Linked DNA regions of Mus musculus: region 2 is linked to region 1. Evidence: chromatin loops called from intact Hi-C (ENCODE). Cell type or tissue: left cerebral cortex. All regions are shown on one strand.

Region 1 (2,500 bases):
GAGACGCTGGGGGGACGGGGGCTGCAGACTGTCTATAGGTGTTCCTGGAGCTAGCTAAGATGATGAAGGGATGGATTCTCCAAGGGAGCTTTGTAAATAAGGGCTCTGCTTCAGGTGAGACTCAATGGTTCTCACCTTTCCTAATGCTGTGACCCTTTAATACAGTTCCTTATGTTGTGGTGACCTCCCAACCTTTACATTATTTTTTCAGCTGCTCCATACTGTAACTTTGTTACTATATGAATCGTAATGTAAATATCTGTGTTTTCCAACGGTCTTGGGTGACCTATGAGAAAGGGTTGCTTGACAACCCCTTGAGGGGTTCAGGATAAGAACCACTGCTCTACAGTGTAGATCTTTGAGCAGCATCCAAGGACCAATCAGAGGACGTGCTTCCCTGGAAGGGCACTGCAGTGAGCCACTCCCAGTAGTGAGGGCTCCAAAGAATGCCCCTCAAGTCCCACCCCACTACCCACCAGAAAACAAAACTAGCCAGCTTGAGTCACATGTTCTGGTCACAAGAAAGTCCCACCAGAAGAAGCTTTGCCCTTCTGTTCTGCTTGAATCTTTAGCTGACAGCAGGAGCTGACTCTGTAGAAAGAGGTCACAGGTGAGTCCTGGGCCAGGACAGAGCAGGACCTTCCCTCTGGATCCTCCCTTGACAGCCGCCAGCCACAGCTACCAGCTGGACTGGGATTAAAGTGATCACTCACATCTGCCTGGGGGCGGGGGGTGGGGGTGGCCAGAGCTGGGATTCAGAGGGATGCGTGTTGTGACGGTGAGAAGAGACAAACAATTCGCAGGTCAGAGACTCGGTCCACGAGCCCTGCTTCTGAAAACCCAACCACCTAGAGCACAGCGAAACTGCAAACTGGAACAGGTGGGCTGGTTGGTAAGTGTGGTTTCCTTCTCCTCAAGACAGAGGAGCCTAATGCGCGCCCCCTGCTGGCTGAAGGGAGCAGCTTCCAGGCCCAGGCCGTCCCATTGGCGCCCCGTTACTTCTGCATCACCAAGTATGTCTCTGAGAAATGTGAGCAGACAGACCTTTGTTCTTTCCTTCCTTCCTTCCTTCCTTCCTTCCTTCCTTCCTTCCTTCCTTCCTTCCTTCCTTCCTTCCTTTCTTCCTTCCTTCCTTCCATCCTTTTTCCTTCCTTCCTTCCTTCCTTCCTTCTTCCTTCTTCCTTCCTTCCTTCCATCCTTCTTCCTTCCTTCCATCCTTCTTCCTTCCTCCATCCTTCTTCCTTCCTTCCATCCTTCTTCCTTCCTTCCATCCTTCTTCCTTCCTTCTTCCTTCCTTCCTTCCATCCTTCTTCCTTCCTTCCATCCTCTTCCTTCCTTCCTTCCATCCTTCTTCCTTCCATCCTTCTTCCTTCCTTTCTTCCTTCATTCCTTCTTCCTTCCTTCCTTCCATCCTTCTTCCTCCCTCCCTTCCTTCCTTCCTTCTTTCCTTCCTTCCTTCCTTCCATCCTTCTTCCACCCCCCCTCCCTCCCTTCCTTCCTTCCTTCCATCCTTCTTCCTTCCTTCCTTCCTTCTTTCCTTCCTTCCTCTTCTGCCTCCTTTCTTTCCATTTTTCCTGGCTGACCTGGAACTAGCTATATACACACCAGGCTGGCCTCAAACTCACAGAGATCCCCTTGCCTCTGCCTCCTGAGTACTGGGATTAAATGCATATGGCACCAAGTCTGGCCTCAGACTGCCCTTTCACAACACAAGTGGAGTTGTACAGGCTTCCCATGGAGTGAGAGACAGTTATGGACCCTTCCTGTGAGCTCAAGGGGAGGGTGGAGGACTCACCTAATTAACCTACCTACCTATCACTTACCTATCTATCTACCTACTCACCTACCTATCAGATATCTATTTATCTACCTATTTTTGAGACAGGGTCTCAGCAACCCAGGCTGACCTCAAACTTCCTATATAATCAGAACAACCTTTAACGCATGATCTTCCTGCTCTCACCTCCCAAGTTTTAGGATTAAAGGTGTACAGCCCCACCCTGATGTAGGCTTAGATTTTTTCAAAACCTACTTTTAATAAGGGTTCTCAAATGCTTCAACCCTTCCCCCCCCCCTTTCTAGCCCACCATCCAAAGGTCGGGGAGAAAAGATGGTAAACAGGACAAGGGACACAGACCTGTTTAGAAGTAGTTTGGGGGCGGGGGGAGTCCAATCTCCACTTGTCAGCAGTCCAGTTCAGTAGTGTCAGGGTAGCAAACCTGCGAGATCCAGCAGAAACCGCCAGGCCACGCAAGCTTCCTGTCACTGTCCATTGAGTCTCTCTTAAACTCTCTCCAAATATCACATGTCCATCACCTGTCCTCCCACAGGTCTCTCCTCAGCAAACCCTGTGAGTCTGCATCACATGACACAACCAGAAACTTTCACTTCACCTGGGCTTTCTCCAAAACCAAATCCTGAGACGGGATTGGTGAAAATCTGCTAAAATTCTAGAACATTCCAGGTTACAAAAAAAAAAAAGAAAAAAGAAATTGGTGAC
Region 2 (2,500 bases), 240 kb before region 1:
CATTTACCCACACAGGGTAGTAGTAGCAAAATGGTTGGGTACAAAAGAGACGGTTAGGGGAGGCGTGCCTCGTATAGTTTAGACTGGGCCTCAGGAAGAATGAGTTCTGGGTACTAAGACTCAGTCACTGGTGCATGCAGGTCCGAGCCAGTGCTGAGCAGAGAAGGCAGGGACTTTGCAGCTCTTGTGAATGGGGACCGGTAAAGCAGAGCTTGGCATCAGCTTCACACAGCCCCACAAGGAGACCCTGTGCCAGGCTGAGCCAGGTTTCTTCTGGGCACAGCTGATACTTTAATATGGGCAGGGGGAAGGGGAGCCACTATGAGCTTGTATCTCTGACCCACTAGCTACCCAAATCATCACACCTCTGTAGACAACAATGAAATGTCTCCAGTCATTGCCAAATGTCCCCTTGGGGTCAAACTCTTTCATGGATGGAAACTGCTCACTTAGAAAAGGCTACTGATTTGAAATGGAAATCTTGAGGTCTTTGGACCACACTGCTTAGGTCTGAATCTCTCTCTCTCTCTCTCTCTCTCTCTCTCTCTCTCTCTCTCTCTCTGTTCCCCACCCCCACCCCCATGTCCCTTGGTTCCTAGTAGCTCAGTTGTTGGCCTCCCTGTTCCCATGACAGAACATAGATGTGTAGCAGAAGAACTCATAAACACCGGCTCTGATGCACAGCCTGGGATGTGATGGGTCCCCAGGGGGCTGCCTGAGGCTGCAGCCATGCTCTGCTTTACAATTGGCTTTAAGGCAAAACACCACATCTGGTGCGACGCTTCCTGTGGCAATGACCTTTGAGGTCTATGTGCCTGGCACCCGTGCGGGCCCACTTGATTGTGTCTCTGCTGATGCAGTGCTTGGCAGTGGACATCTCAACAAAGAGCAGTAGCTGTGGGACTGACTCACCTCCCCTGTGTTCTGAATGCAAAGTGAGAGAGCCCATAGCTGTGCGTCCTGCCTGCTGGGCAGGCTGCCGTATGCTGATTTGGTCAGCAGGGGGCAGCAGTCGCCGGGGGAAAACGCCAGCCACAGGCAGGTGCTGAGGGCTCTTGGCTTTTCCTGGTCTTTGGGGCTTCTTTTACTTAAAGTAGAGCATATCAGCTCTCCAGTCACACGAGGCTTTTTTTTTTTTTTTTTTTTTTTTTTTTTTTTTAAACAGCCCTTTGACAGCTCATCTGTGAAAGCTCAGACACGCTCTTGCATGTTTTATGCTCAGTGTGTCTTGTCCTTTCCTGCACGTATGAGGGTCTCGGAGACTGGTGGTGGGCAGATAACTCAATTGGCTCTCCCTGGATGTACACCCTGGATCCTGATCTTTCCTATGCCATGCGCATAAAATTTGTGTTGTTATGTTCGGAGGGCTCAAGTAGTCAGAGGCCAGACTCCACTACAACAAAGTTAACTCTTCAGAAGCGTGTTTCTTTCTTCTTCCTTTTGCGATCCCCTCACACTCCATAATGCCCTGAGTGTGGAGGACACACCCCTGCCTAGACTGGCTGTTGCCTGTTCCCTGAAATTACTTGGGCCCTATCTTAGCTTGTCCCTTGGCTTTCTAAAAACAGCACAAGCCTTTTTCTCTGGCTTTCCTAAAATCTACTGTTGACTTCTGCTGTCTCATTTCCACTCAGCAGCCAGTGTCATCCTTAAACATTTTAGGGCCAAGTGAGATAGCCATGGGAGACCATGGGGAGGGGAGAGGGGCGCGTGCAGGGTGGGTGGGGTGGGGGTGGGTTGGTAAAGGCTTGCTGCCAAGCCTGGTGAGGTTGAGTTTGATCTCTGGGACCTGTACGCTGTCCTCTGACCTCTCTACACAAGCCTTGTGGCACATGTCTCGGTGCTTTGTGCTCTGTCTGAGACGGTTAGCTTCCTGGGACCAGCAGACTGGATCCTGCCTGTGCTGCCTCAGGGCTTTTGTGCAGTCTACCCCAAAGCTGGCACAGTCACTGATGTTTCTCTAATGTGTAACAGTCCTCTCGGCTCTGTCCCCATCCTTCTTTCCCAAGTGTCCCCCTGTTGAACACAATCTTTCTGTGATCGTCACACAGGAGGAGCCACTTCTTGGCTGGGCAGGGGAACACACACACACAAGTCTCTTGCTCTCTCCAATAGCTACTATGAAGGTGCAGCCTGACAGCTCCTACCACCTACGATATGCATTGCAAACTATAAAGTTCTGGGCAAAAACCTGAGCTTTCCCTGCCACCAAGATAGACTCCATTCTGAGGCCAGTTCCCCAGCACCTCCTCCAGGTAACTTTGAGTGTTATCACCAACACCACAAAGGAGCCTTTGTGGCCAGCACACAGCAGCTTGAAAAGACGCCTTCTGGTGGCCCACAGGACAGGGCTGAGGGCCCTTCAAGGATGAATGGGACTGGCCAAACATATTTACTGGGGTTGGGTGAGGTAGGGTGTGGCTGGAGCCTCCAGAACATTCCAGAGCCCTTGCACCTCTGAGCTCTTCTGTGAGTTCCCACAACAGCATCTGTCACGTTC

Evidence for each region. Hi-C counts contacts between places; a loop is a spot of excess contacts. Peaks named below come from ENCODE experiments on the same cell type or tissue, not always from the same donor. Only the 100,000 strongest peaks of a DNase experiment are listed, where the experiment ranks them.
Region 2: it touches region 1 in a loop (4-fold over the local background); 10 of 42 quality-filtered maps call a loop at or near these places.

What each region holds. Positions count from the first base shown.
Region 1 is chr15:78,421,835-78,424,334 of GRCm38, forward strand. It overlaps Gm36644 (a long non-coding RNA gene), which reads right to left. Exons shown (of 2, transcript XR_001781711.2): 1 at 2,138-2,500. It overlaps Gm41355 (a long non-coding RNA gene), which reads left to right and starts at 434. Exons shown (of 3, transcript XR_875463.3): 1 at 434-610; 2 at 804-892. In left cerebral cortex, a CTCF peak has its summit at 941 (motif pointing left); a DNase peak (open chromatin) is centred at 939.
Region 2 is chr15:78,177,588-78,180,087 of GRCm38, forward strand. No RefSeq gene overlaps it. Among named protein-coding and RNA genes, the nearest start is that of Ift27, 4.8 kb to the left of the region's middle. In left cerebral cortex, a CTCF peak has its summit at 982 (motif pointing right); a DNase peak (open chromatin) is centred at 989.